Linked DNA regions of Homo sapiens: region 2 is linked to region 1. A link is a loop called in an ENCODE intact Hi-C map of the cell type or tissue named here. Cell type or tissue: dorsolateral prefrontal cortex. All regions are shown on one strand. Links, peaks and the distances in the headings refer to the core of each region. The heading gives the core; the rest is flanking DNA. Region 1 overlaps CABLES1 (Cdk5 and Abl enzyme substrate 1). Region 2 has its middle 81 kb from the start of CABLES1.

Region 1 (15,996 bases), core at 2,920-10,919:
GCTCATGATACCCAGGTAACTGTTAAAAACTACATTTTCCAGGCTCCCACAGGGGGCCTAGGTTCTGCTAAGTGGAAGCACTCATGGGAAACCTGGAGGTGGAAGTAACACCTGGGGAGATCAGAACTTCTGGCAAGCCTAAGGTGGGGGCCCCAGATGGCAGCGTCAACAGCACTTCCATGGGAAGAGCCCCAGGGTATGGCTGTAAGTGGGTCCTGGCTGTGTTACCCTCACTGTGTTGGTCCTGGGTGTCTGTGCTGGTTTCTGTCTGTCCTGGAAATCCTGTAAGGTACCTGAAAACCACAGCCCCACACCCCAACCATCAGAGGGGACTCCAATGTCTGCAACTCAGGACACTGAGCATACACTACCCTCTATTCCACGCCTCTGTGTCTCTCAGAGCCACTAGGGGTTCATGCTGCAGGCAAGACTTTGAATTCCTAAAGTAAAAGAACATGAAGACGGACAGTTATCAGAAGCATCTCATTATATCTAGCAGACGATTTCCTATCGAATTCAAGCAAACTCTGTAAATCAAACAATATTTTATGAGCAGTTTAGAAAGCTCTGTGGCCCTGCCACAAATCCTTTTGTGAAGTGAAGACATGCCTGGTACTGTGATAAGGAATCCTCTAATGCAACAATGCTGCACCCTTTCTCAAAGAGAAGCGTTCTTCATGTATGGTATCAGGACATGAGAAAGACCCTTACTGCTCCCTAAATGGCTTCCTGAAGGTGCTCAGGGGGCAACTTGGGTGTATCGGGGAAAAGGTGCCAGGGAGACTCGAGCTGGCAGCACTTCAGGGTCATGAGCCAGGAACACCCACACCTCTGCAGAGAGCCAGTGCATCAACACCATACAGACACCAGGAGAATTTCACCAGCTCCACACACTCCACACACCTTCCTATTCTAAAGACGACAAATATCCAGATGGGGAAATTACACAGATTATTTTTCACTTAAGACTCCACCCAGAGATGTCTGGTATTTGCCTTGGGAGCATCCAAGTCTGCAGGGTGAACCAGCAAGCTCCAAAGCCTTCTGAAAGCTACAACCCATCAGCTCAGCAGCTGGTGTCCCCAGAGGGCAGCCCGTGTGTGGCACACCTATGAGAGCTGTGACCTCCGAGCTCCATCTTCACCAAAATGCATACCAGTCAGCCAGTGCTGCCTGCCTGTACTGGTCCCGAGCCAGCACACCCAGCCCCAAAGGCGCGATCATGAAGGGAAACACACTTGGTTCTCAAGTGTGCATTCCAGCTTCCCGGGCTGAACCGGCTCCACAGCAGCAAACACAACAGGGCAGATCTGCGGCCACACTGCCTGCCCCCACCTACCCCCACCTACTGCCACTTGGGCAGTTGCTAAGCCTTTCTCAGCCCCTAGCCTCAAGTAAAATGGTAATACTGGCACCTGCCTTATGAGGCTGTTGGGCAGATGAAACGAGTGAGCGCATATAAAGCATGTGGACCAGTGCCTGGGATGCCATACACTGTAAGCACTATTCAGGATGTTTCTATTATTACCTCTATTTATCACATTCACACACATGCTTGACTGCACCCTTCGTTAATCCTAGAGAAATGTGCTTTTCTCTCAAATATCCACACCCATACATCACGGTAAGGAAGAGCATGCTGGAGACTGCGGTGGCTGTTAGATACTCGGGCAGTCTGCTTCAAGCAGCAGCTCTAGAGATCACTGTGAGGCCGATCCCTTATCAGCTTGGTCTAAACCTGGTGGCATGCAAAACGACCCCAAACATTTTCCAGTGTTCCCAAGCCCAGGGTGATGAAGCCCCTAGCCTCGCGGCCCACACCAAGAAAAAATGTGCCCAATACAGTGGCAAGAAGCCACCAGATCTGCCCATTTTTAAAAAATCTCAATTTTAAGAAACTCAATGAATATTAATATTCAGGTAGGTGCTCGAGAAGTTGCTGATTATTGACAGATGGGGAGTGTGGACAGTGTGTTTCATTCATAAATTCCTTGTTCAACACAACTTACTGCTTCTGCATCAGCAGCACTGACAAGAATGAGAACAACCTTTTGCACTCACAGGGTCCTTGTAGTATCTGGTTAAACATCCCCATTTTATAGATGAGGGGTCTGAGACTCAGGAGGGCTAAGTGATGGGCCCATATGTCAGAGCTCACTCCTGTCCCCAGCCCTCTCCCCTGCCCCTCACTACAGTGGTCTGGATGCTGAGTGTGGCTGGGAAATGGGACTCCAGCTTGAATAAGGCATCACTAAATCTCTCAACAGGGCAGGCCCTGCCTGAGAGTTCACGAGGAGCTGGATCATCCGCTGGCATCCTCAGAAGTCAACGCTGAGGATGCAATATCCTTTCTCATGTCTCTAAGGTCTCACACTTCCAAGTCTAACTGAAGAATCGCCTTCGCTGGGCACTACATCGGATCCTGCCATCTGAATTCACCCAACTCCTTCCTCTGCTCTAATCAGACATTGCTTAGGACTCAATGTTTTTGCTATTTTGTTTGATGATTGGTTTACTAGCTTATTCCCGTCTCCTACTCAGACAGAGGACCAGAGGGATGGCACGGAGAGTAGGCTCCACACACAGAGAGACATTTTCTCTTTCACCAGTGTACCCAAGGCAGGATGGCAGTGCCCAGCACACAGTAGGTGCTCACCAGGCTGCAGGTGAGTGAATTCTGCTGTACAATGGTAGCCCCTAAACCTCCACATAGGTGGCATGCTGGTATGGCAAGGCACTTGCGGGGGGGTGGGGATAAAGAAATTTTACATAGCAAACACCCTGCTTTTACTTAACACTGTACATTTACTATAATTGTGGGTGTTGGTCAGGATTTGTGGGCAGCTCCAGTGTTCTCCAGTGCCTCCCTGCCCACCCTCCATTGTCTTGGGATTGGTAACTCATTCCTCCCCACCCCTTCCCCAGCCTCCATCAGGGCCTTAATTCGCTGGGAGCAGAACAAGTGACCTAATGCATAAAAGAATGAATGAATAGGTAGTATTATAGAAAGCCCTCCTAAGGTTGGTCTGTCTGCTTTGATCAACTAATGTCAGAATCCACAATCAGTGTTCAAGTTAAAGCCAAGAACAAAATGTGGAGGCCATGGTGGGAGGCAGGGCAAGTGAGGATGCGGGAGCCAGGGCAAGTGAGGATGCGGGAGGCAGGGCAAGTGAGGATGCGGGAGCCAGGGCAAGTGAGGATGCGGGAGGCAGGGCAAGTGAGGATGCGGGAGGCAGGGCAAGTGAGGATGCGGGAGCCAGGGCAAGTGAGGATGCGGGAGGCAGGGCAAGTGAGGATGCGGGAGGCAGGGCAAGTGAGGATGCGGGAGGCAGGGCAAGTGAGGATGCGGGAGGCAGGGCAAGTGAGGATGCGGGAGGCAGGGCAAGTGAGGATGCGGGAACCAGGGCAAGTGAGGATGCGGGAGCCAGGGCAAGTGAGGATGCGGGAGGCAGGGCAAGTGAGGATGCGGGAGGCAGGGCAAGTGAGGATGCGGGAGGCAGGGCAAGTGAGGATGCGGGAGGCAGGGCAAGTGAGGATGTGGGAGGCAGGGCTGGGAAGCTTGAGTGCAGCACAAGTGGCCAGAAAACAAACCCAGAAAGTTCAGGCCACCCCGACAGATGCTTTCCATGGGAAGGAGGCTCAAGTACCCAGCAGACGAACTACGAGATTCCTGTTTTTAGAACTTTCTTGTGATGAAGTTGGAGCTGCACATTAGCCCCTTAATCGGTGGGGTGGCGGGGGTGTTGTGCTTGTTTGGAATAATCAGGCCCATGTGGCTGGGTCCATGTGCATGAGTACAATGGAAACATGGAGGCCAGAAAGCATGGCCCGGCAGGCTGGGGCAGCCCGGGTCCCAAATTCCGGTGTTGCTGACTCTGCCAGGTGTGGGGCTGTGGGTGAGCTTCGCCCCACTGTGCCTCAGCTGCGAAGCAGGAAGGCCTTTCCACCCCTGAAATTCTATGACTTACGTCCCAGTCACAAAAAGAACTTCAGCGTAAAAGTAAAGGAATTTTCCACTGTGGAAAGGCATTAGTTAATATGTACATGAACTGAAGTTGTTTAAAATATGTGTGTGTATATATTTATTCGTATATTTACTAGTAAACTTTTACTAGCATATACTTACTAGTACATTTTAATTTGAGCATAGTTGTTTCCCAATTAGTAAAAAAAAATTTAAAAATCATAATTATGGTTAAGTGGGTTGTTTATAAATACAATGTCTGCTCATTGAAAAGTTTAAAAAGCATTCTGCTTCTTAATCCTGCTGCTACATCACAATATTTGGAATTGTGCTCAGTGTTTCTTGGGTGAGTACAGAGGTAGACTGTGCTGCAGAAACGAACATGTTCTTTTCTGTTAGGTCTGACAAAGGACCTGAAGATTTTTTTGTTATAGAAAAAAATCCTCTTCTAGCTGGGTACAGTGGCTTACACCTGTAATCCCAACACTTTAGGAGGCCGAGGCAGGAGGATCACTTGAGTCCAGGAGTTTGAGACCAGTCTGGGCAACATGGCGAGATCTCATCTCTACTAAAAATTTTAAAAATTAGCTGGGTGTGGTGGCGCGCGACTGTAGTCCTAGCTACTTGGGAGACTGAGGCAGGTGGATGGCTCGAGCGTAGGAGTTCGAGACTGCAGCGAGCCATGTTTGTGCCACTGCATTCCAGCCTGGGCAACAAAGCAAAATCCTGTCTCAAAAACAAACAAAAACAAAAAACAAAACAAAAAAATCCCTCTTGTGCACCTTGGTTTCCTCATCTATAAAATCTGGAGGAATAGTGGATTTGAATCTGTTCACACCTAGGATGTAAAAGGTGGGATCCCACACACTCATTTTGCTTCTCTGTCCAGGGCCAACACAGCAGCCAAATCTGCTGAATATCCTATGCAGTGGCCCTTTCTGCAACACAGGAGGCCTTCCCAAGCAGCAAGAAGGAGACCCAGGCATGAACAGACACTGTTTCCTAGCACCAACTGGCTGCCACCTAGCATTTCCCTGAGATGTTGAAGAGTGGAGGGCCACGCATATCCACAAGGATGTCCAGTGGAGATGGTCTGAGTGCCCTCTTCCTGGGTAATTTAAGTTAAAACAGCTTCCTAATGGCTTTGCAGAAATGTCGTTATCTTCAAGTTAATGGTGTGAGGTAGAAACTTCCCCATTCTACAGAGGAGCCAATGGAAGCTCACAGAAGCTAATAAGTAATAAAAATTCTAAATCTCCCAAGTTCTTCACAATGATTCTTTTTTACTGTCAGAAATATGGGGTCCTTGCTGAGTGGGCCCTAGCACTTCTCTGCATGCCACGTGCCATGCTGGAAACCTTGGATCCACTCACTCCTGGGAGCTACAGTTAACCTCTGGGAGGCAGATACCAGAAAAGCTCCATTTCGCAGCAAGGTTTCTGCAGATACAGAACTTATCTTGCCTGTCTGCCAGTGTGGGTCATGGAAAAACTTACGGCTGAACAGACTGGGGATTAAACCCCCATTCTGGCCCAAAGTTGATGTTTGAGATTTCAACTCTTAAGGATGGATCAGTGATGTCATCTACAAAATGGGGATGAGCACTTGGGTACCACAGTGAGGGCTACCCTACCCCAGACCTTGGGGAATAAAACGAATATGGACACTTCAAAGACAAGTGTGGAGAAGCCAAATTAAAGAAACAGAATGAGTCTTCAGCCAGGAAGATTCAAGGATTGCTTGACTGGGTATCTCCAGCATGTATTAAAAGTTGTAGTTGGCCGGGCGTGGTGGCTCACGCCTGTAATCCCAGCACTTTGGGAGGCCGAGGCGGGCAGATCACGAGGTCAGGAGATCAAGACCATCCTGGCTAACATGGTGAAACCCCGTCTCTACTAAAAATACAAAAAATTTAGCCTGGCATGGTGGCAGGCGCCTGCAGTCCCAGCTACTCAGGAGGCAGAGACAGGAGAATGGCGTGAACCCGGGAGGCGGAGCTTGCAGTGAGCCGAGATCGCACCACTGCACTCCAGCCTGAGTGACAGAGCAAGACTCTGTCTCAAAAAAAAAAAGAAAAAAAGAAAAAAAAAGTTGTAGTTAATTGTGTGTGTAATTTTAATGTGTCTCCCCTGCTAAGCTGTTCAGGGGCACACGAACCCAATCCATCCTTCTCTGCCTTTGTCCCGGGCACCTGGTCACATGACAAGCACTCAATAAATGAATGAATGAGATGGAGCTAAGGAAAGAATGTGTCAATCAGAGAGGTCAGCCAGGGAAACCCAGAGAAACGAGGCTGATGTCACAGTACCATCCAAGCTCTGGCCAAGAGAGGACCTGCTGGCAAAGAGCCTGCTACTGATAATACAGACACCCTGGAGGTGTATGCCCAGGCTGGTCACACTCAAACATTCTGGGCCCTTCGGCTACTACTTGTAATAAGATGAATTAACTGGCCTCTGGGGTCACACCAGGTCTATGAGCTGGTATGAGCTAATTTTGTCAAGGAATGAGCCTGCTCTTCCAATGTAGCCAGACCCGGGGCCACAGCAGGTAGGTCAGTCAAAGAGAGCTGCCCGAAAACATCTCTCTGGGCAGCCCACTGGCCACTAGATGGTCCTTAAACCTCCGAGCTGCAGGATTTGCTGCTACTTTTTCTAGAACACCTACTTTGCAAGGTTTGGCTGTAAGGATGTAAATAATGAAAAAGACGAGCTCAAAGTGTGTGCCTAACAAACAGTGCCATGATTATCGCTCCTTAAGGCACACATCTCATCAATGACTGAGTCAGGATTCCATGAATATAGATGTGTTTTCTGTCCCATGGAGCTGACAATGAAGAGTGCAGCTAAGGACCTTGGTGAATCGAATAGGCCGTAAGTCTAGCACATCTACAGGGGAAAGGGGAGGTCATGGTGAGCAGGAAGGCCTGGGGTAGAGCTCACGGAGATGGTGGAAGATGAACACATGGCGAATCAGCACCAGTGGCCATACGGCCCTCCTTGGGACAGTGGTCACATGTCTGTGGTGTGGCTGGCACAATGACCAGACGCCACAGCCAACATCCCATGATGCTTGACTTCTTACGCAGTGAACTGTCCTGACTTCGATACCGGTGGCAGCCTGATGACAGACACCGGATGCATGAAAAGGCAAAAGGAGCACAAGGAGGAAGGAACACGGTGTTCAGGGATGGCGATGAAGAGCGGAGGCTTTGCAAGGACGGACCCTCAGGTACTTACTTTTTTTCAGAGTGAAAGGAGGGGCTTGTTGATCTAGAGAGGGAAGCATTCCTCTGGCCTGTAGCTAGTTACCTAATCTCTGGTCCTGGAACCCTTTTGCTTTGATGTTTCTCTGTGGTGGCAGCTCCAGCTTGCTGGTCAGTTTCCAAACCCAAGCCCAAGATGCAAGGAGGTGGAATGGTCACAGGGTTTGTTCTGATTTCTTCCTTGACCTACCTTTTTTCCAAAGGTTGGCATGGCCCTGTGGAATATGGTGGGCCCCATAATGTTCTTGCTAAAGCAAGTATTGGATAAGGTAACAAAATGTAGATTTAGAAAGAACAGGCAATAGGATGGGACACACACGCACACACACAACGAGGAAGCTTTCTGGCTGAAAAGAAAGTGGAACATCTTTTTATCATTCCAGTGTACAAATACTGAATTTGCAGTATCAAAGCAAGGCAACTTCTTGAAAATGGAAAGGATGGCCACATTATGTACATTGGTGTGAGATCTTTTCACCCAGAGAACTACAAAGCATGCATGCATATACATACCCGACTTGGGTACTGTCGCGATACGGCAGCACTGAAAATATACTACAGAAGGATCTTCTGCCACTGATAAGGACTATTCTAAAAAATAAAAAGAAGAACAAACAACAAACACACTAAATGCAAAGAATCAAACTAAAAAACAAAATCTATAGCAATTAAGCATTCATGGCATTCATAGCAGTATTTGCACGCTCCCACCACCTCCTCTGGCAGATGGTATTCTGCTCTCCTTGCAAAATGCAACCCCAGCGTGGCAGAAGTGGGCTGCCTCTCCTCATCCCAATATTAACATGTGAGACACCAGCAAGGGTCACTAATGAGTACACCTGCACCCCTTCTCCTGCAAGACCTGCTTGCTGTGGGCTGCACATGCAAGAGGGAGCAGACAGATCTGAGTCCAGGGTGGCCAGGGCTGGGTGAGCAGTCATGCCACATTTAAACCATTGATTTCTATTTTGCAGTAAACAATGTGAGAGCAATAGCACCAGAAACTATGAGCAGGAAAGACACTCAGAGGCCATTATGATCATTAGGTTTTTCATCTGCTGGCAACATGTTAGGTTCTGAGAATAGATTAAGGGAACAATTACATAATCAGTCTTAGCCTCCATTCCTGCTATAAAGATACTACTGGAAACAGCTCTACATGATGGTCTTATGCAATCAAAAGCCACTTAAAAAAAAACATTAAAACAAAAACAAAAACCCTCAAAAGCACTTATCCTGGCATCTGAGAATAACTTTTGCCAAAGGGAACTGCTGATGAAAAACTGGAGAAATGAGTGGAAGAGATTTAAAAACAACATTCTTTGTAGCACAAAGTCAATATCACATCATATGGGGAAGCTTATTTACTTTTGTCATCCTTTCTTTCGACAACCATAAGACCAGGGAAAATGGTTCTACTACTACATGCATCAGGGTTTGGAGATTTCAACTTTGTTGTAACACTATGAAATTAAATCGTCCTGGGATGTAGTCCGGTTCCCTGGCACGGCAAACCAGGCCCTGTGTCTCCTGCTTTCTGTCTCTCCAGTTTCAACACCCACAGAATTTCCCTGATTTTACCGTTCTACCCGTGCTGAAGTACTTACAGCACCCCCACCTTAACAAAAAATCCTATCCTGCTGTTTTATACTTGTGTTCTTTGCATGCTATTTCTTCTGCCTATATGCCCCACCTTGAAACACCCAATGAACTCCTATTTATTCTTCCAAACGTAGCTCAGAAGTACCCCCTCCACGGAGTGTTTCCTGCCCCTCTTCATGGAGTTTTTTGTTCCCTTTTTGGTGCTGTCTCCAATTCCCCATTCAGACGTCCAGGAGGGCACGGATGTGATCCACACTGCTGATCATTTGCCTCCCTCCTTTACTAGAGGGTGAGTCCGGGCAGGGGTTTAGTGCGTGGTGGCCCCTCCATCTATGCATGGGTATTAGATGTCACTGAAATGCAGTGTGGGCCTCAGAGCAGCAACACTTGAATATCCGTCATGGGAGGGCAGGGCTGCAGGCATCCTATGCAATCAAAAGCCACTTTCGGCTTTTGGCACTTTTGGTGTCAATTCCATAGCAGTTCATATCCCCAGTGGTTAATGGGATGGGACCAAAGTAACACACTCAGCTTCGAACACCAGCTGTCACTTTTGTTTGACCTCGGTCAGCTTACTAACACTTCTGAGCCTCATTCTGCCCTTCTAAAAAATGGGATAAAATTAGTAACTATCTTATTGGAATGCTGTAAGAGTACATGAGCCCATACTTGGAGAACCCTCAGAAGAGCAGCTGGCAAATAGTACACACTCAATAAATATGAACCATCTTTACTGCAGACCAGCTGCCTGGGTTAGGATTCAGGTTTTCCAGCCTAGTCCATGGACTCAGAACCTCTTCAGACCTCTGTGCTAAATACCCAGGCCTGCTCAGACCTGAAAGGCAGTGCTGCCAGGACAGCTGAAAGACCCCATGCATGGCTGTCTACATCGGAGTAGCATGAGATGTACACAGAGATGCTACTGAAGGGAGATGCTGCTCATCAGATACCACGGGCCCGGACGCTGGTCACTGTCAAGGACAGAGCATCATGTCCAGAGTGGACTGTCAAGGCCTGAAGGGCCAGGGGTTACATGAATCATGAGCACACCCTGCTGAACACCAGCCAGGCTCCTTGGGCTTGCCTGCATGGAGCCCAGCAACAGAGCTTCTCATGCTGCAGTGCCCCTGTAAATTTACCTACAGAGACGTAACAGCCAATACTTATTAAGTATCGATTACGTGCCAAATTCTAAATGCTTTAACTGATGAGGCACGTCGAGTTGGTGATGTGCCAAAGGAGATGCACCAGCAGGTGGGGCAGGGTGGAGATTGGAACTTGAGCTCTTTACCACTACGAATGCTCTTCCCTAAACCTTACTAGAAAAGCCTGCCCCTTGGGGGCGTGACTGGGTACCCACGGACTTTTTGGGTACTAATAAGTCTGCCTTCATCCAGATGTTCTAGGCCGGCTTTCCAGCCTGGCCTGTGGGTCACCATGCCCAGTGCAGGGAGGGGCAAGAGGGTGACAGATCACACACCCCTGACCTTGGAGCTGCTGGAGCCAGGGGAGCCCTGCTCAGCCTGGACCCCTTCCCAGATGGAGGGGCAGAGGCTCTCCACACCCTCACTGCCACTCCCTGCCATTTACCCAGGACAAAGGCCAGGAGCAACTCATTCATGTGTCACTGGGCATCGATGTCCTCTGCAACACAGTGGCAGGAATGTGTTGAACAAACTCCACTGGCTTAGCGATGCTGCATTTTCCTCACTACTCATGCTAAGGTGTCCTTCCTTCCCACACACTAAGTTTGTTTGGACGTATTTAATAGAACAAGAAAATGAGAGAATATAAATGCAAGTGCAATCCAAGTCTTCTTTCCCATCTTTCAACCACAAGGTGCCTATCAGTAAATGGGCTGCTTGTTCTATTAAGTGAGCGCTCACTCTGGGTGGTCCGCACCACTATATCTAGGAGAGGCTGACAACATGCTGCTCGTTCCAGAAAAACATGTTATTTTACCGCATAGGTCAAGTTTAGCAACTATGAATATGGACTGTTTCAACAATTCCAGTAGGGTTGCTACTTCCCTGGTTGGCCAGTCTCAAGCGGCTGGAGGGAGGAGGGAGTATCACACCTCCTTCCCCTCCCTTCTCCAATCATTTCATAGACCCTCAGTTTCTGCAGGGGCCAGAGGAGGAACTCACAGCAGAGACCCGCACAGAGGCTCTGCAGACGGTTTGCCAATGGAGCTTCCAAGAACACATCATACGTGTTTCCTGAAGTAGTTCTGGCATCTGGGAGGGACTGCAGGCGTGAACCACAGCAGGCAAGTAGCAGCAAGTGATGGCTCCCGTCTTCTTGGCTTCTTACACTGGGAAACCTTGAACAGTATGGTTCTGATAACAGGTCCCATGTGATCAACCGTTATGTTTAGAACCTGTGGGGTTCATGTGAATTTGCAGCTTTTCTCTTTATAAACATTAGGGAAATGTCCATGGTAATGGAGATACACAAGAAGAGAATCAGATGTTTGCCTCCTGGAAGGTACCTCTATTATTTGAGAAATAATTCAATCAGATGACATAAACAACAAGCACAGTCCACTTCCAATGTCAGACATTGACCACCCTCATGTCTTTGCCTCCAACCACGGCGGTTCTCTTCTCTTACACTCAAATGGCATGCAAAAAGCCCAAATCATTTCCCCCACCTGTGACATACAACACTTTACTTGGAGTTGAGATGACCAGAAAATATTACGTGAAAGATTATGACTTCAGAAGAGGAATTAATTCCAGGGAGATGGATCTTTAAGGAATTAAAGGTCACATTTCCACATGAACATCGGCCAGAGGAAAAAAAATAGCAAAGGAAAACATTCCCTGGGGCTATAGCCCACATGGACAAAGCATCTTGGGTACACAATGCTTCCTGAAACTTCCAGGGATCCTCATGAGTGCTCGGAAGCTAACGGAGCACCGTCCAGCTTTCTTTTTCACACAGCCTCATTGTCATGCTCTTAGGAAAGTGCTTCTGGTATGAGGGATCTTGCAGCTTCAGACCACAAAGCTTCCACAGCCACAATTAGCTCACAAGATGCTGAGTGTCCAGAACAGCCAGGAGATGCACAAGGACCGCCCCCCCGCAAGGTGACAGAGCACCACGGGCCACTTTTCACCAAATCTGTTTTTACCCCCTCAGCCCAGCACTGGCAATGTCTCTCACCAGCCACGGTCCTCAAGTATTTCCTCTTTTGCCAAAAAACCGGAGCCTTGTTCTATTTCCAGCCACCTGGGGAGTCTCTGTTGGTTGTGAGAAGGTCTCATCTCTTACAGGTGAAATGTTCCATTACAACAGAAATATTCTCTTAAGGACATGAAAACAAGCAACCAAGTCCAAGAGGCAGAGGAAAGAAAATCACATCTGCAGTAACGGCGGGGTGAATACAGTGAAGCCCAAACACAGCCCAGGGGTGTCCACAGCCCAGGGGTCTGTATTAGGCACTAGGCACACATGCAAAAATTCTGTGGTTCATTCCCTCCATGCCCAGGAAGCAAGAAAGAATACGCCTACAAAGCTGATGTTGTGGGTTCAACTGTGCTCCCCAAATGACATGTTGGAACCCTAAGCCCCAGTACCTGTGGTTGTGGCCTTATTTGTAAGTACAGGTGTCCCCCCTTATCCACAAGGGATGTGTTCCAAAACCCCCAGGGGATGTCTGAAACCACGGATAGCACTGACGCCTGTATGTACTATGTTTTTTCCTTTGCAGTCATTTCATATAGGGCAGGTAGCGAGACCATGTAGATATGCTGGACCAAGGGCTGACTCATGTCCCAGATCAAACAGAGTGGGAGGGTGAGAGATTTCACCATGCTACTCAGAATGGCATGCAATTGAGCACTTATGAATTGTTTGTGGAATTTTCCATCTAATATTTTCAGACCATGTGGTTGACTGTGGATAAGGAGGGACTGCTGTAGTGTCTTTGCAGATGTTATCAAGTAAGGATGAGGTCCTACTGGGTCAGAGTGGGCCTTCAATCCAATGGCTGGTGTCCTTACAAGGGGCAAGAAATTTGGAGATACCTACACATGCACGAAGGGAAGAAGGCCATTAACAGTGGAGACAGAGATGGAAGTGATGCAGCTACAAGCCAAGGACACCAGGGCTCACCAGCACCACTGGAAGCTGGAAGAGTTGAGAGCTGATTCTTCCCCTGGGGCTCAGAGGGAACATGGCCCCCGCGCTTCCAGTCTCCACAACAGGGAGAGAACTCCTTGTTGTTGTCTTAATCACCCAGTTTTGTGGCACCTTGTAGGGAAGCCCTGGAAAGGGACACAGCTCTCCCTGGCATGGCTCTGGGCCATGCACCCCAGCTCAGCAGGTCCTCTGCACACCACACTATGAGTGCTGTGCACAGAGACGGTGAAGGCATGAAGGCCAATGTCCGGAGACAAATGAATATTATGAAATTTGGAAAACTCATTCTCTTCCCAGCTCCACTCTGACCCCTTTTCCCACAGCCGTTCCTTCCTCCTCTCACAATGCTTTATTAAAAGCTGGAAGAAGGGGACTTGACCCCTTTCCGTCTCTTCTGAAGAGCTGGCAATGGCATAATGAGAGCTGAACGAAAACACCACCACCACCAACAAAATGTTCTTGTTTACTCTATTTAAATGCTCATGAGCTATTGGGGGGACGCTTTTCCTCCTTAGGAACAACTCCCCTCACTGTTGGATGTGCCTCATCTGAGTACAAGGGCAAAGTGGAGAATTGGTAGGGGCTCCAAGAACATTCTTCACAGAGCGATCTGTTCCTTTCTGCCTGGAGTTGGAAGGAGATGCTAATCCAGGGCCGGAGCTGGGAAGAGAAGGGGTCCCGTGGACAAGAAGGCACTAGAACAAGGAGCCTGAAAGTGCTGGGGCTGGCCTAGGAGGAGGAGGCATGGGATTGTAACAGGTGGGAACAGGAGGAAGGGAAGCACGGCTTAACCCTGTAAAGTGTGGAGCTGCACAGGGCATCTGGAGCCAGGGAACTGGGGGGCATGAGTTAAATGGTCTGATGCATCTGAGAATCTGTGCTAAGTAGCCCACAAATACCACATGGTGGTACTGTTACTGGTGGAGGCATTAGTCTTCTCTTCATGACTATGACTGCCACCTCCACCACCACACTTCCATGACCACTAAGATCACTGCTACCACAGGACATACTGCAGGCAGGCCTCCCCACCTGCTAAGGAGGCACACCTTATCCTACAACCTAGGGAGTGGCAAATTTCTGATAAACAAGTTACATAATCTTCCTCTCCTCCCTCCCTCCCTCACACAAATATTTTCTGAGCACTTAATCCATGCCAGACATTGTACTAGGTGCTGGGGATCTGATGATGAATGGCCCAGCTAAGAGCTCCCTCCTTGCAAAGCTTAGGGGTGGTTGGGAGATACCTCCATGCAGAGGTGTAAGTTCTCTGATGGGAACTAGGGGGCGCTACTGAACACACAGGAAGAATAACCCAGCCTAAAGGAGGCAAGGTGGGCTTCCTGGAGCAAGTGATAACTGAGACCTCAGGGATAAGTGGCAACCAGTCTACAGTGAGAAGATATGCTGGCGGGAAAACTGGCATGAGTCAAGGTTGGGACAAAGAGCATTCAGCCTATTCAAGGAACTGAGTGAATAATAAATGTTCACGGACCTCCACGTGCCTGACTCACCAGCGTTTCCACTCCCCTCTGTACAACGCTTTGACCAACACCCCTGACTCACGCAAAACTCGGGCTGGCAGGCTGTTCGCCACCAACCCCCACTGAGCTGTGCACTTACTAAGGGTCCCTTATATATGACCTAATCCTGTTTATGTCAGTTGTATTATCATTTATATTTGTACTTGTTTATTAAAGACTGTGCACTGCTGGGCACCGTGGCTCACATCTGTAATCCCAGAACTTTGGGAAGCCAAGGTGGGAGATGACATGAACTCAAGAGTTTGAGACCAGCCTGGGCAACATAATGAGACCTTGTCTCTACTAAGAAGAAAAAAAATCAGCTGGGTGTGGTAGCACACGCCTGTAGTCCCAGCTACTCAAGAGGCTGAGGTGGAAGGATTGCTTGAGCCCAGGAGTTCAAGGCTGCAGTGGGCTATGATTGTGCCACTGTATTCCTGGGTGACAGAGCAAGACCCCGTCGCAAAAAAAAAAAAAAAGGTGCACAAACTAAAGAATGTGAAAATGAACAGAAATGCTGTTTAAATTTTTTGTTTAATACTGGATGCTTTAAAAAATATTCACACAAGGCAAGTCATTGAAAAAAATTGCAGTTGAAATAGGAATGACCAAGACTGTAAAAGATTAGGAAAAAATTGTAAAAATCCAAACAGATTTTGCACTTAGATTCTTGGGCCACTTTTGAGAAGTCCAACGTGGACATCCCAGCAATGGGTGGGAACAATGAGGACATAAGGAAGTCGATGCCACAGACAGACTCTGATCTGTGGACCCCCACACAAAGGAAAGGCATGGCATGAAAAGCTGCAGAATGGACCATCACTCATGGGCCTTAAATGCCAGCACAACATCTAAGCTGTGTAGGAGATTTCTGTGGGTATTTCCTTTGGCATTTACTAACCTTTTCCCCAACCAAGCGATTACTGTGAATAATTCAGCGTAGCTGAGGGTGGCATGGGGGAGAAGCATGAGTCCAAATGTGAGGCTGGCTGGAGAAAGGCCTCCTGAGCCCTGTGGGGAAGTCGGGGTTTGGGAGTCCCCAGCTTAAGGTGGGGATTGCAGCCATGGTGTGGAGGAGCACTCACAGGAGTGGAGTGGGATGAGGAGCGAGGAGGGTCTGGGACGGGGCGGGAGGACGGTGGGCAGGGAGGAAGGCAGGCAGGCGCTGTCAGATGGGCAGAAAAGCTCACGAAGTCAGAGCACCACAAACTGGGTGGCTTAAACCACAGAAATGTATTGTCTTACAGTTCTGGGGGCCAGAAGTCCAAAATCAAGGTGTCAGCAGGCCCATGCTCCATTTGAAGGCACTGGGGAGGGGTCTGCTCCAGGCCTGTCTCCTGGCTACTGGTGGCTCCATGGCTTGTGACAGCATCACTCCAATCTTCACACAGCATTCTCCCCGTGTGCCTCTGAGCCCCAGTTTTCCCTTACTTCAAGAGACTGGGGCTTTTGCTCCATCACCTAGACTAGAGGGCAGTGGCATGATCTTAGCTCAC
Region 2 (15,996 bases), core at 2,918-10,917, 160 kb after region 1:
CTGCCTCAGTCTCCTGAGTAGCTGGGATTACAGGCATGTGCCATCACACCCGGCTAACTTTTGTATTTTTAATAGAGACGGGGCTTCACCATGTTGGCCAGACTGGTCTCAAACTCCTGACCTCAGGTGATCTGTCTACCTTGGCCTCCTAAATTGCTGGGATTACAGGTGTGAGCCACCGTGCCCAGCCCTATACAGTATTTTTAAAAATATTGTGTGTGACACAAAAGTTTTACTGTATTTTGACTGCAGCCCATCACAGGGGTCAGGTGAGGAATTTTCCACTTTTGTTGTCATGATGGTGCTCAAAATGTTCAGGATTTTGGAGCATTTCAGATTTGGGATTTTGGGATTAGAGATGCTTAACCTGTATACACATACAGTATAATATTATTGATATGGTTTGGCTGTGTCCCCATGGAAACCTCAACTTTAATTTTATCTCCCAGAATTCCACATGTTGTGGGAGGGACCAAGGGGGAGGTAACTGAATCATGGGGGCTGGTCTTTCCCCTGCTATCTCATGATGGTGAAGAAGACTCACAAGATCTAATGGGTTTATCAGGGGTTTCTGCCTTTGCTTCTTCCTCATTTTCTCTTGCCACCACCATGTAAGAAGAGCCTTTACCTCCTGCCATGCTTCTGAGGCCTCCCCAGCCACAAGGAACTGTAATTAAACCTTTTTTTTGTTCCCAGTTTCGGGTATGTCTTTATCAGCAGTGTGAAAACAAACTAATACAATTATTTATCCATAAGAGGTAATGAAGTATTGACATATACTACAATGTGGGTAAACTTTCAAACCATTGTGCTAAGTGAAAGAAGCCACACGCAAAAGGCCACATGTTATATGATTTTATTTACACGAAATATCCATAATAGATTATAGAGATAAAAAATAGATTTGTTATTGTCAGGGACTAAGGGAAAAAGGGAATGATGAGAAACTGCTTAGTGAGTACTGGATTTTGCTTTGTAGTGATGGAAATGTTTTAGAACTAGATAGATGTGATTGCACAAGATTGTGAATGTACTAAATGCTGAATTGTTCTTTAAAAAAGTTAATTTTATGTTATGTGAATTTTACTTCAATAAATTATTTTAAAAAAACAAGAGTCCAGGCACGGTGGTTCACGACTATAATCCTAGCACTTTGGGAGGCTAAGGCAGGTGGATCACGAGGTCAAGAGTTCGAGACCAGCCTAGCTAGCATGGTGAAACTCCGTCTCTACTAAAAATACAAAAAATTAGCCAGTCATGGTGGTGTGTGCCTGTAATGCCAGCTACTTGGCAGGCTGAGGCAGGTGAATTGCTTGAACCTGGGAGGTGGAAGTTGCAGTGAGCTGAGATAACGCCACTGCACTCTGGCCTGGGCGACAAGAGTGAGACTCCGTCTCTAAAAATTAAAAATAAGGCTGGGTGTGGTGGCTCACGCCTGTAATGCCAGCACTTTGGGAGGCTGAGGCGGGTGGATCACGAGGTCAGGAGATCGAGACCATCCTGGCTGAAACCCCGTCTCTACTAAAAATACAAAAAAAATTAGCCGGGCGTGGTGGCGGGCGCCTGTAGTCCCAGCTACTTGGGAGGCTGAGGCAGGAGAATGGTGTGAACCTGAGAGGTGGAGCTGGCAGTGAGTGGAGATCGCGCCACTGCACTCCAGCCTGGGTGAGAGAGCGAAACTCTGTCTCAAAAAAATAATAATTATTATAAATAAAAAATAAATAAAATAAAACAAAACAAAAAACAAACAACAAGGTGGATATGGTCCATAGACTGTAATATGCTAATTCCTTTTATAAATGAGAGAATAGGATGGTTCAAAGGATGGTGAGTTTTTATTGCCAGAGATGTTTATTATTACATTTTTATATTTATTTATTTATTAGAGACGGAGTCTCGCTCTGTCGCCCAGGCTGGAGTGCAATCGCGCAATCTCGGCTCACTGCAGCTTCCACCTCCTGGGTTCAAGCGCTGCTCCTGCCTCAGCCTCCCGAGTAGCTGGGATTACAGGCTCCCACCATCACGCTTGGCTAATTTTGGTACTTTTAGTAGAGATGAGGTTTTACCATGTTGGTCAGGCTGGTCTTGAACTTCTGACCTCAGGTGATCTGCCAGCCTCGGCCTCCCAAAGTGCTGGGATTACAGGCGTGAGCCACCTCACCTGGCATGTTTGTTATTATAATCATTTATCCCGTGAGGGGAAGAAATAAAGCAATTTCCCAGGTAAAATATTAGCAGAGCCAAGAATATTGTTGAGTTTGAAAATGCCTCCAAATCCAACTACGTGAGTTTTGGACAAATTTCAGACTCAATTTAAATCTATTACTCTTTTGGTAAAGATCAAATTCAATGTTTGAGGGGCTTTTGCTATTTTTAGAATGCATCAGATATCTCCCATCCCAATTTTGGGAACTAAAATAAATGTTTGGGGCTTTTTGTGAACTTCCTGTTTCTAAGGAAGAACCTAAGAAAGTCTCATGTAAAGTGTTCCAGAAGCTCTTGGGACATCAAAGAATTCCAAAGAAACAAGGGAATTAGTTCATTGCAGAGGAATCTGAAAGACACCAGATAATTTTATTTAATAAACACACAGAAAACTCCTTCTCAAAGACAATTCAAGGGATTTAATCAATTCGGGGTTCAATGACCCCAAAGTCATGTCTAAGTCAAATATGAAAACAAACTGTGAGAAGACTAGATGCTTACGGAAAGATGAGAAATTCTCGTGTGAACATGGACAACTTGGCCTGATAGTCTCACTGCTATTTTTAATTAATTTTAACAGTTGGGAAATGGGAAAAAAGAGGCTATTTTCAAAGGAGAAGAAGGTAGAAAGGAAATGATGTCTGTGATTTGACTTTTGTGTCCCAGGCCAGCTTTCCCAGGCGACAGCAAGCAGCCCCTAGGTGGCTTTTGCTCACAGAATCGTCATGTTTCAAGTTAGAGTAAGCCCCATTTAGGCTTTCAAAGAGTCACTAACAAGAAGGGTTGCGTGGCATCAGAGTGGCTCATTCCTGAACCATTCCTCCATGGTGAGTTGCTTCCCAAACTCAGATGCTTAGAGTTCTGGGGTGTCCCCCCTTCTTCTTGTAGTAGCAGGTTCTCTCAGAAAACACCAGTCATTATTTACATTTTAGCGTGAATGAGTTTAAGGCGTTGGAAATTTACATTTAGCCAAATATAACTGTGAAATAACACGTGTTGTTCTTGAGTTCTGGTTCTGGGGAGCAGATTGGAAGAATGTTTCTGGGCAGAAGCCTCCTACAGGATCTTGAACATTCACTTTATTCAGGCTACTAACTCTCCCCAAGATGAAGGTTGACCTAGGAAGTGTAAATGTTGTTGGCTTTGTAACTATGGAAGAGAAACTCTTGGAATGAAGGGCAGACACCAGAACACTTTACAATATTTTATGATTGTGGAAGATTCATTTAGTTCCACCTCTTAGGTGAAAAAGTCGTTCATACCCAAAGTGGGAGGAGGGTTATTAGTGATTCATTTTTTTCTATTATACTTTGCTGTATTTTCTGCAATGAGCTGTATTTCTTTAATACTCAGTTAAAAAAATCTAAAGAATGTAAAATATTTTTAAAAACTCATGTTTTCTGGTTACAAACTATTTTCACTGGTGCATCCAAATTTCTATTCTATTTGTCATTGCAGCTCTTCTAAAACTGCTTCTTAAAATAATTGAAATAGGAAAATCACAAAAATTATAAGAACGACTACGGATGCAGCTTTTGGTCAGGCTAATCGATGTTCTCTGTCCACACAATAGTAGAGATCTCGAAGGATTAGATGTTCCAATCACACTGGGGTGCCGAGGGATCGTCATGCTTGGTTAGATTGAAAGAGACAGTTGGAATTGTTCTTGGAACTGTGCTGTTCCTGTGTGGAGACAGTCTTGGAAATAGTTGCCTTTTTGTACCACTCCACACATCCTTCAGCTAAAACACCACAAATACTGTGCTTATTGTGTGCAATCTTATCTCCCTCATTTAATTGTGGAGGGGTAGGGAAAAAGGGGATTTGTCCTCTATGACCATGCTAGTGGTGAATGGATGAATGGGTGGGGACCCCAGGATACTACATCCACCTAAACTTCAATGAGACATGGACAAGAAAGAAAATGATTAGTTGAAATATATTTTGGCCAGGCGTGGTAGCTTACGCCTGTAATCCCAGTACTTTGGGAGGCCAAGGCGGGTGGATCACCTGAGGTTGGGAGCTCGAGACTAGCTTGACCAACATGGAGAAACCCCGTCTCTACAAAAAATACAAAATTAGCCGGGCGTGGTGACGCATGCCTGTAATCCCAGCTACTTGGGAGGCTAAGGCAGGAGAATCACTTGAACCTGGGAGGCATAGGTTGTGGTGAGCTGAGATCATGCCATTACACTCCAGCCTGGCAACAAGAGCAAAAGTCCATCTCAAAAAAAAAAAAAAAATATATATATATATATATATATATATATATATATATAATGAATATATGTATTCAAAAATATATTTAAACATTCCTTTCCCTTCTTATCCATGCCTCATTGAAGTCTGTGTTCATGCAGCATCCTGGGGTTTCCATTCCTTCATCCATATGTACACATTTGGATGAATGAATAGAAAGGCTGTCTCACTGTCCTTCAGATCCTAAGTATGAACTGTTTTGCAAGTTTTATCTGCTCTTCAGTACCCAAAATTTACACTTTTGTTACTATAAACATATACCTCCTAGGTCAGTATTGGTGTCTAGCAGAGGGTAGAAATATTTTGCTGTCAAAGAAAGTTGTTAGGTCTGGCTTTACTTTTGTGAGCTATATAATAAAGGGTCTGTTACTAAATCAGAGTCACTTAGCCTGCACTTTCATCTCGGTGCAATAACAACATGCCAGTCCTTTCCTGCCCCTGCCGTTTTGGATTATGTGAGGGCAGAGGAGGGATGTTTCACAAGACACAGGGCATTCAGTTGTCTTGGAGTTATTGTCTCAGACTGAGATTGGGCTGAAAGCTGCACAGTGTCAGAATGATTATGATTCTCTCCTTTCAGATATTTACACTTTATGGGAAAGCTATCATTATGTCAATGACTCAAGTTTCAAATCTTCCATCAAGATGTCTTTTTTGGGAGGGAAGTTTCCTGTCCTTTCTTGGGCAGCTAGAATCCTTGCCAATGCATTCCCCACCCCATACCTGCTTTGTCTCCCTACAAGCTGTCTGAGACATGTCACCTGTCTTTAGTGGAAGGCCGACTTGTTTCCATTTACAGGTCCTTGAAAGTAAAGCTTGTATCATGGAAGCTGTTGGAGTTTGCACAGAGACTGGCCCATTTGAACTACATATCATGTCTCTGTTCAGATCTGGGTTTCATGTATTTGGAGTCTCACATCTTGCAATAAATACATGACTTTGATAAGCTGCCGGGGTCACTCAAGGGCTAGAACAGATGATCTCTTGTAATCACTATGGTTTAAGAGAGTCCAGCCATCTGTTTCAGCTTGGCACCCTCAGGGTAGCTATGTTGGCCGCATCACCACATTCTAAACCCTTAGCTTTGCAAGGTCAGATACTCAGTATCATCAGATATTCCAGAGCAAATCAGGCTTTGGGGGGCTGATTCCCAGTAACCAAACTCACAAGAGGCTGATGGATAAATGTATCTTATAATGTGCTTGTGAGGTTTAAATGAGTGAGTGGACGTAAAACTTACTTACGTCTGGCCAGGCACATATAGTAAGTGTCTTGTAAATGTTGACTTTTATTTATGTTGTGACCTATCAAACATAGTAGATGCAGCACAGAATAAACACCAACAAATATTTACTCTTGGTGGCTTCCTCCCCTAGGTTCTAGAATCCATACACAGCACCATCCTTCTATCAGGCAGTCAGTCACAATGTGATAAAATAGGTCACTTCAAAAAAAGTATTCCGGTCCTAAGGATGCAACTGGCCCACAATCTCGCGGCTCTCTGGGCTCTTGATCAGCTTGAGAGGCCCTCTTGCTTCCTGATTTTATTTGGCAAAGCTGCTGGACCATATTTACAACCATGTTCAAAGTGCTTAGCTTCTGCAGATGGCTGGTCCTAGCCATTTTATGTTGATTTCTTGTTAACGTCAATTGTGATTGATATTCACCATAGATGCCAGTTTCCCCATGAGCTACATCAGCCAGCTGCCAATGCAAAAGCACAATGCCTACTAATGAACACTCACCGCCTGGACTGCACAGTCATGGTGCTGGACTTGTCTTGTGAGTCCAGAGAATTCGGTGGAATTTGCTCTAGTGCTAACACTTAACACAAAGTTATGCCTGTGGTCCCAAGGAACACTCCACTCCCAATTTTTGTTATGCATTGAATTGCAACACCCCCTCCCATCCCTGCCTATTGAGATAACTAACCAAACTCTTGGGAGACGGAGAACAGAGCCCTGATAAACTGAGATATCTTACATTTCAGCAAGAATAGGGAGAGAGGGAAAGGTCTGGAGCACAAAGTTCTACCCGGGAAGAGACGTATCGTAACCTCAGGTAGACTGCAAGGTGGGGCCAGGGTGGGGGTCAGGTTGCTAGGGTAGCCAAGGGCCAGCAGAAAAGCACATCATACTCCCAGGTAGATTGAGGGGGAATGAGCCTGTTGAAAAGAGGTAGAAAGTGGAGGGGGAGTAGGAAGCTGCCCTTTTTTACTGTAGGGCCCCAGGGTGGATTCTGTCTGTGGAAGATGCTTACTGGTGCTGCCGGTCCTGAAATGAGCAGAGAGATGCAATGTCTTCGGAAGAGAATGCCAGTGAAGAAAAGAAGTTACTATAACTTCAACTCCATCTATCCTTGCCTGCCTAATGGAATAAGAGCTGGGTGTCTGCAAATGGTTAGTCTTCACGGAGTAGAGGGAATCTATCCTCCTCTCCTGAGCTGCATGGCAATCTGTCATCTAGCGGTCTGTGGCAACATGGTAGAGGGATGGGTCATTACTCTTCAGTATCATCCTAAGAGTCATGCAAGACATAACAGTTTCATTTAGATTCTGACTTACAAAGGAAAACACAGGCCAGGAGCGGTGGCTCACGCCTGTAATCCCAGCACTTTGGGAGGCCGAGGTGGGCGGATCATGAGATCAAGAGATGGAGATCCTAGCTAACATGGTGAAACCCTGTCTCTACTAAAAATACAAAAATTAGCTGGGCGTGGTGGCGGGCACCTGTAGTCCCAGCTACTTGGGAGGCTGAGGCAGGAGAATCACTTGAACCTGGAAGGTGGAGGTTGCAGTGAGCCGAGATCGCGCCACTGCACTCCAGCCTGGCGACAGCGCGAGACTCTGTCTCAAAAACAAAAAAAAGGGAAAATACAAACCTTTTCAAGTTTGAGCCAGAAAGTCAATCAGCTAAGGGAAGTCTTCCCTTAGCCTCAGTATAATCAATGTGTCTGGGAAAGGGGTGGAGGGATGTAGGAAATCTCCAAAGGTGCTCTATTCTTCCTTGTCATGAGATCCACGGAGGCCAGCTGGGTGCTTGTCCCAGGGAGCCAGGTCAAATCATCAGTCGGAATGTGCCAGAGCAGCCCAGGGCCAGTGTCTCACGCCTGTAATTCCAGCACTTTGGGAAGCTGAGGCGGGTGGATCCCTTGAGCTTAAGAATTTGAGACCAGCCTGGGCAACATGGTGAAACCCCGTCTCTACAAATTAGGCTGGGCCCGGTGGCTTACTCCTGTAATCCCAGCACTCTGGGAGGCCCAGGCAGGCAGACCACCTGAGGTCAGGAGTTCGAGACCAGCCTGGCCAACGTGGTGAAACCCCATCTCTACTGAAAATACAAAAAGTGGGTGTGGTGGTGGGCACCCATAGGCTCAGCTACTCAGGAGGCTGAGGCAGAAGAATTGCTTGAACCTGGGCGGCGGAGGTTGCAGCAAGCTGAGATCGCACCACTGTACTCCAGCCTGGGTAACAGAGTGAGTCTTCATCTCAAACAAAACAAAACAAATAAAAAAAACCCATAAAAATTAGCTGGGCGTGATGGCATTTGCCTGTAGTCCCAGCTACACAGGAGGCTGAGGCGGGAGGATCCCTTGAGCCTGGGAGGCAGAGGTTTCAGTGAGCCAAATCGGGTCACTGCACTCCAGTCTGGCTGACAGAGGAAGACTCTGTCTCAAATGTGCCAGAGCTCCTGCCTCCTGCAGCTATAAGACTCTGGGGGCATCTGTGGCCACTCTCATTTTTCCTAGTCCAAGGGGACCCTCTCTGTATCTTGTCTCCAACATCTGAGTTGTGTCGCTAGAGCTAAAACCAGTCTGCTCTCCTTCTTGCACCTTCACTGGCAAGTGAGAACATTATTCTCTGGGGAGTGAGAACATTATTCTCTGATTGTGTACATGGGAGTCCCTGCTGGCGGCAGCAACAGGAGCGCCCCTGCCAGCGACAACGACGCGGAAGGGCAAGGCTGTCTTTGGGATGGAGGTAGGGTTGCCCGGCAGGGCTCCGAACGCCAAGAACCCTGTGACCCACATTGTCACACTCCCATTTCCTCCCTATGGTAGTGTAAAAAGGGAGTTCCTCAAAGTGCAGCCCTTGGCATCTTCACCCATAGGCAAAAGTCTCCTCTGCATTTATTAGATAGCAATGTGGCAGTTTTTAAGCTGTTGGCTCTCAGCAGAATCCCCCGCTCTATACTCCACCTTGATGCTGAGACGGGGTCTGCACCCTCTGTTTCTCTGTCACCAGCAGGAGCCCTGGCTGCTCTGCCTATAGAAAGCCCTAGGGGGAGACTGACCAGTTGAAGCGGGGAAGGATTTGCCTTTTCCCATGTTTCTTGCTGTTGCTGTCATTGTTACCACAGCAACACTAATTCACCTTGGCAGCAACCAGAAACGGATTCCAGTAGCCAGAAGTTCCAGTTTCCAGTTTCTCCTACACTGGCCAACCTCAGAGACACCAGCCCCAGCCCGGCGCCTCCTCCAACTCCAGGTCCTAATAATCCAGAGGCCTCTGTTCCCCCAGCCCCAGGGGTGGTAGCCGCCTCCTGCAGTTACTCTCCTTTCTGCCTTACGGCATGTTCTCTCCTCACCTTTTCAGTACTCCGAAACCTGTTTACCTGATTGCTATTGTATGTGATCTCTGTTAAAATTACACAAAATAGCATGGCTTCTCTTTTTTTTTTTTTTTTTTTTTGAGACAGTTTGACTCTTGTTGCCCAGGCTCATGCAACGTGGCGTGATCTTGGCTCACTGCAACCTCCGCCTCCCAGGTTCAAATGATTCTCCTGCCTCAGCCTCCTGAGTAGCTGGGATTACAGGCACCCGCCACCAAGCCCGGCTAATTTTTGTATTTTTAGTAGAGACAGGGTTTCGCCATGTTGGCGACGCTGGTCTCAAACTCCTGACCTCAGATGATCCACCTGCCTTGGCCTCCCAAAGTGCTGGGATTACAGGGGTGAGCCACCACGCCTGGCCGCTTCTCTTTTCTTGACAGCACTCTGCCCGACACAGGTGGCTTTTTAAAAATTCAACCCACTAACCTTCATGGAAGACAGACCTGGGTTAGGCTCTGTGCTAGATGCTGTGGTTACTAAACAAAATGTGGTCTCTACCTCTGAGGAGATCCATGTGGAGTTACAGTAACAAACATCTGTATAGAACTCTAGTTTGCAAATCTCTCTTTAACATAAAGTTCCACTTGATTCTTACATCAACATTACAATATATTATTTCCACTTACAGATTAGGGAATTGCAACTAAGAGATGCCAAGTAACTTTTGCAAAGTCACACAACTAGCAAAAAGAGAAGTCCTTGACCTTGATGCTGCACTTTCCTGGACTCCAAAAGCAATCAGTTAGTTTAATTGGAATCTGATGTCTTTGTAATTTCTCACTCTGAATTATTCTTCACTGTTTAAAGTGAAAGATACTTTGAGGTACTTGTGAAAGTAAGGGAGAAGGGGAAAGAAGACAGTTTCCAAGTGATCAAAAGATAGTCCCGATAGTGAAGATTGTCGTCCTTTTCATTTTTCAGTTTGTGGTCTTATGCATCTCAGGTCCAGGTCTCAAAGGACCAGAGCGTCTGCACCCAACTCTTGCATTGCCCGGGTCTCCCACTGGATTAGGAGTTGGGGGTGGTGGGTGGGTACAAAACTCTGCTCTCATAATCTCAGAGGGGGCAGGAAGGAGGGGAGGGGCTTGGGACAAGGAGTGAACACTGACTGGACACCCTCTCCTCCCTCTCACATCCCCCTGGCATAGCTGCAGAGCCCGACTGAGGGGCCAGGAGGGCCTCCTCTTCTTCCTGACCCTGAATTTAGTCTTATTACATCTTCAAATGAGGGTAGGCATACAGTTATATTTAGTGAGTGCATATACTGAAACCATCGATTTGTTAAATGTGAACAAAATATTCTCATACTTTTGGTAACTCTCTTTAGGAAGTCTCCTCCTGCTGCTGCCTCCTCTCTCTCCCTCTTTCTCTCTCTCTCTCTCTCTCTCTCTCTGTCACTCTGTCTCCATCACTGGCCCTAGTAGTTGACCCTTCCTTTAATTTTATAATAAGTTTGTATCAGTTGGATAACGGTTTCTTAGTGGAGCCTCCATTGACAGTACAGTTGCTATTTCAAACCATTCAAAAAAGTTACAAGCAAGTGGTGGAGAATATTTTGAGATATTAATTGAGGTTTCTTTTCTCCAGGCTTTCTTGTACCCATTAACCTTCTCCCACCACTGGAGACATAGGGATAGAATTCTAAGTGTGCTGCTCTTAGGAGACAGCTAACAAAGAGACAAATTCTTGGCTCTGTGGCTGAGCACGGTGGCTCATGCCTGTAATCCCAGCACTTTGGGAGGCCGAGGCAGGCGGGTAGATCACAAGTTCAGGAGATCGAGACCATCCTGGCTAACACGGTGAAACCCCGTCTGTACTAAAAATACAAAAACAAAATTAGCCAGGCATGGTGGCAGGCGCCTGTAGTCCCAGCTACTTGGGAAGCTGAGGCGGGAGAATGGCGTCAACCCAGGAGGCAGAGCTTGCAGTGAGCTGAGATCGCGCCACTGAACCCCAGCCTGGGCGACAGAGTGAGAGTCCATCTCAAAAAAACATTCTTGGCTCTGAGTTCTAAAATAGGGTCTTTCGATGCACAGCAAGGCAAAAAGTCTTTTTTTTTTTGAGATGGAGTCTTGCTCTGTCGCCAGGCTAGAGTGCAGTGGCATGATCTTGGCTCACTGCAACCTCCATCTCTCGGGTTCAAGCCATTCTCCTGCCTCAGCCTCCTGAGTGGCTGGGATTACAGGTGCCCACCACCATGCCCAGCTAATTTTTTGTATTTTTGGTAGAGATGGGGTTTCACCATGTTGACCAGGCTGGTCTTGAACTCCTGACCTCAGGTGATCCACAAGCCTCAGCCTCTCAAAGTGCTGGGATTACAGGCGTGAGCCACTGTGCCCAGCTGGCAAAAAGTCTTGAAAGCCAAGACTTTCCAATGTAAGAGCTGGGTTTTTGGTTTGTTTGTTTTCTTTCGAGATGGAGTTTGGCTCTTGTTACCCAGGCTGGAGTGCAATGACGCCATCTCGGTTCACTGCAACCTCTGCCTCCCGGGTTCAAGAGATTCTCCTGCTTCAACCTCCCGAGTAGCTGGTACTACAGTTGTGCGCCACCATGCCTGGCTAATTTTTGTATTTTTAGTAGAGACAGGGTTTCGCCATGTTGGCCAGGCTGGTCTCGAACTCCTGACCTCAAGTGATCCACCCGCCTCGGCCTCCCAAAGTAATGGGATTACAGGCGTGAGCCACTGCACCTAGCCAAAAGCTGGGTTTTTGAGGGAGAGAAGAATGAATTTGAACTGTACAAAATTTGATGCTGGCTCTCAATCATCAGTGGCTTTAACATCCAAGGTGTGCCAGAGCTGGTTTGCACCAGTTCAAGAGAGCCAGTGTCCAGTGACATCACAGAGGTAGCTGGAAATCAACCATGGTGGAAGGTTTATGCCGTGAAAATGGCAAACACGATGAAACAGGGCTTTTTTTCCCAAAGAGTTCATTTTTAAGCATTTGCCAACATATCACTGCTTTATTCCACAAACATGTGATTCAAAACAATGAATGAGGCCGACTGGGCATGGTGGTATGTGTCTGTAGTCCCAGCTACCCAGGAGGCTGAGGTGAGAGGATCACTTGAGTCCAGGAGTTTGAGACCAACCTAAGCAACACAGCGAGACCCGGTCTCCAAAAAAATAAATAAAGAATGAATGATAATGTAAGAGCAATTTCTGCCCCTATCTGGAGAAAAATCCCCCAGATAGAGGATGGAGTGGGGGTGAGGAGAAAAAAGCAAGGTTGAACTGCTGGAGGAGATGCTTCCTGGGCTGAACCCAAGGGGACTGGGGAATGGGTTTAGTAAAACTCCCAGACTAGGCTGATGATGTGAGGCCAAGAGGATTCTGTCCCACTTCCCACCTGCAACTCTGTGAGAGGATGGCGGCTGCCTAGAGTGGGGTGTGGTCAAATGGGCAGAAATGACAGCAGGGCAGGTGGAAGCATAGAGAGGCCGAGAGACTCTGTCTCTCTCCCACTCCACCCGCCATGCCTCCCTCTACTTGTGTGAAGCCTGGGAACACAGGGAGCCTTCCTGTCTGCCTCCAGGATTGGCCAGATGGGCAGAGACATGGAGTGCACAGGCCAGTGGGATTGCTGACCTCACATCTGGGAGGCTGGGCTGTCAAGACCCCTGGGGCCAGCCCATAGCAGAAAAAGTCAATAGGGAGAAAACCAGTGAGTGTGGATTAAGATCCCCCTCTTGCGAGACACAGGTCCCTGCAGCTCAGGCATTTTCCAGAATAGTGAGGGAGAGAGAGAGTCACTAGTTGACTGTTTACTGCAGGAGACATTGGGTTACCTTTAATTGGTAAGATGTCATTTCCTGTTGCTGGGCAGAAATGGTGGCTCATGAGATAAAATCAGTGAAAGGAAAGGAAAGCTAAATTTTTTTCCCCCGGGCAACTTTTAAGACTGTAGAATTAAATACCAAATACATTTATGAACTATATGATGAATATGCTTTCTTTGGTTTCTTCTCCTTTCCTCCTCCTCCTCCTCCTTCTTTTTTCTTTTGAGACAGGATCTCACTTTGTCACCCAGGCTAGAGTGCAGTAGTGCAGTCATAGTGCACTGCAGCCTTGAACTCCAGGGCTCAAGTGATCCTCCTGCCTCAGCCTCCCGAGTAGCTGAGTAGCTGGGACTACAGATGTGAGCCATCACACCTGGTTAATTTTTTTTTTTTTTTTTAAAGACGGGGTCTCATTCTGTCATCTAGATTGCAGTGCAGTGGCACAATCTCGGCTCACTGAAGACTTGACTTCCTTGGCTCAAGTAATCCCCCCACCTTAGCCTCCTGAGTACCTGGGACTACAGGCAGGCACCACTATACCCAGGTAATTTTTGCATTTTTTGTAGAGACAGGATTTCACCATGTTGCCCAGGCTGGTCTCGAACTCCTGAGCTCAAGCTATCTGCCTGCCTTGGCCTCCCGAAGTGCTGGGATTACAGGCATGACCCACTGTGTCTGGCTAATTTTTTTCGCTTTTTTTTTTTTTTTTTTATTTGTAGAGACAGGGTCTTACTCTGTTGCCTAGGCTGGTCTTGAACTCCTGGCCTTAAGTGATCCTCCCATCTCATCCTCCCCAAGTGCTGGGATTACAAGTATGAGCCACCTTGCCTGGCCGGCAAAAAGTCTTTCTTCTTTAGTAAAAACTTCTAAGAAGTTTTTCTTCTTTACTATGTTTTTTATTTTACTTTTTAGATAGAGTTTCACTCTTGTTGCCCAGGCTGGAGTGTAATGGCAGGATCTTGGCTCATTGCAACCTCCACCTCCTGAGTTCAAGCGATTCTCCTGCCTCAGACTCCCAAGTAGCTGGGATTATAGGCACCCGCCACCATGCCCGGCTAATTTTTGTATTTTTAGTAGAGATGGGGTTTCACCATGTTGACCAGGCTGGTCTTGAACTTCTGACCTCAGGTGATCCACCCACCTCGGCCTCCCAAAGTGCTGGGATTACAGGCGTGAGCCACCTCGCCCAGCCTAGTTTTGTTTTGTCTTTTTGTTGTTGTTGTTGTTGTTGTTGTTTTACACAGAGTCTTGCTCTGTTGCCCGGGCTGGAGTGCAGTGGTGCGATCTCGGCTCACTGCAACCTCTGCCTCTTGGGTTCAAGTGATTCTTCTGCCTCAGCCTCCTGAGTAGTTGGGACTACAGGCACGCACCACCATGCCCAGTTAATTTTTGTATTTTTAGTAGAGACGGGGTTTCACCATTTTGGCCAGGCTGGTCTCGAACTCCTGATCTCGTGATCTGCCCACCTCGGCCTCCCAAAGTGCTGGGTTTATAGGAGTGAGCCACCACACCCAGCCTTAGTTTGGTTTTTAATAGTGACAAATATGGGAGAATATAAGAGAGAGGAATACTTCCTTGCTTCACTCCCTAATGTTTTTGTGGTTGTGAAGAGTTGGTGGGGAGTGGGGAGAACAGAGATGTCATGATTTGCCATCTACTTCCACCAATGAACAAGACAAGATTTATTTGTTTATTGATTAATCAGTTACTTTTTTCAACAAACCAACTATTTAACCCAACAGCAGTAATGTGCTTTTAAGAACATTATTCATCACGTTTAATTAATGTTCTTCATTAAAATGTTACTGGTTTTCGTGGTTTTATTTATATTTTATAATTATGTGAAGGTTATAAACATACGGGATTCATGCCTAGTTTATGTTTGTACTCTTTTTTTTTTTTGAGACAGAGTTTCGCTTTTGTTGCCCAGGCTAGAGTGCAATGGCACGATCTCGGCTCACTGCAACTTCCATGTCCTGGGTTCAAGCAATTCTCCTGCCTCAGCCTCCCGAGTAGCTGGGATTACAGACGTGCGCCACCATGCTCAGCTAATTTTTTGTGTTTTTAGTAGAGACAGGGTTTCACCATGTTGGCCAGGCTGGTCTTGAACTCCTGACCTCAGGTGATCTGCCCGCCTCGCCCTCCCAAAGTGCTGGAATTACAGGCATGAGCCACCACGCCCGGCCCTATGTTTGTACTCTTTAAATAACATAATAAAAATAATTTAAGGCAACATTGAGGGCCTACAGGAAAACATTTTCTTCTTTAAGAAGGGTCTATAGGCTAGGCGCTGTGGCTCACACCTGTAACCCCAGCACTTTGGGAGGTTGAGGTGGGCAGATCACCTGAGGTCAGGAGTTGGAGACCAGCCTGACCAACATGGAAAACCTCGTCTTTTTTTGTAAAAATATTTTGTAAAAATACAAACTTAGTCGGGTGTGGGGGTGCATGCCTGTAAATCCCAGCTACTCGTGAGGCTGAGGCAGGAGAATCGCTTTAACCGGGGAGGCGGAGGTTGTGGTGAGCTGAGATCGTGCCATTGCACTCCAGCCTGGGCAACGAGAGGGAAACTCTGTCTCAAAAAAGAAAAAAAAAAAAAAAAAAGGGACGGGGGAGGGAATCTGTAATAATTTTTTCTCTTTTAAAGGGTCCTTGAGTTGTTAAATATTTGATGACCAAATTATTGAGGTTTTTTTTAAAAAAACATTTTCTTAATAAGCCCCCTAGAAATTTGCATTGTTATTGCCTCATTTTATCATAGGGTTTATTAACTTTTTCCACCACTTCTATGCTGTTTTCCTCATTAATGAAAAGTCATTTATTGGGCAGCCACCCCAAAATCCAACTGAAGATACATCTTGTAGAGTTTCCCCCTTTTTTCTGATCATTCAGTTCATGAAAAGGCAACATTGAGCCTCAGAAAACTAGAAAGAAAAGGCCCCAGAAGGCTGAGGCTGCTGTGGATTTCCCCTTAATCCTCTGATAGAGGGATTCCTGTGGCCCCATTTTCAACTGAAGCCCCTGCTATGCCAGAAAAGGAAAAGAGGGGCTGGGCGCAGTGGCTCACACCTGTAATCCCAGCACTTGGGGAAGCCGATGTGGGCGGATCGATTGAGCTCAGGAGTTCGAGACTAGCCTGGGCAAT

Evidence for each region. Hi-C counts contacts between places; a loop is a spot of excess contacts. Peaks named below come from ENCODE experiments on the same cell type or tissue, not always from the same donor. Only the 100,000 strongest peaks of a DNase experiment are listed, where the experiment ranks them.
Region 2: a loop joins it to region 1, with 2.6 times the contacts of the local background. A loop is called at or near these places in 1 of 110 quality-filtered maps.

The regions. Positions count from the first base shown.
Region 1 is chr18:23,205,801-23,221,796 of GRCh38, reverse strand. It overlaps CABLES1 (Cdk5 and Abl enzyme substrate 1), which reads right to left. Exons shown (of 10, transcript NM_001100619.3): 4 at 7,743-7,820. Among named protein-coding and RNA genes, the nearest start is that of CABLES1, 78 kb to the right of the region's middle. In dorsolateral prefrontal cortex, for the core only: no CTCF peak of the experiment used is centred there; no DNase peak of the experiment used is centred there; H3K27ac peaks cover 5,119 bases.
Region 2 is chr18:23,046,761-23,062,756 of GRCh38, reverse strand. No RefSeq gene overlaps it. Among named protein-coding and RNA genes, the nearest start is that of CABLES1, 81 kb to the left of the region's middle. In dorsolateral prefrontal cortex, for the core only: no CTCF peak of the experiment used is centred there; no DNase peak of the experiment used is centred there.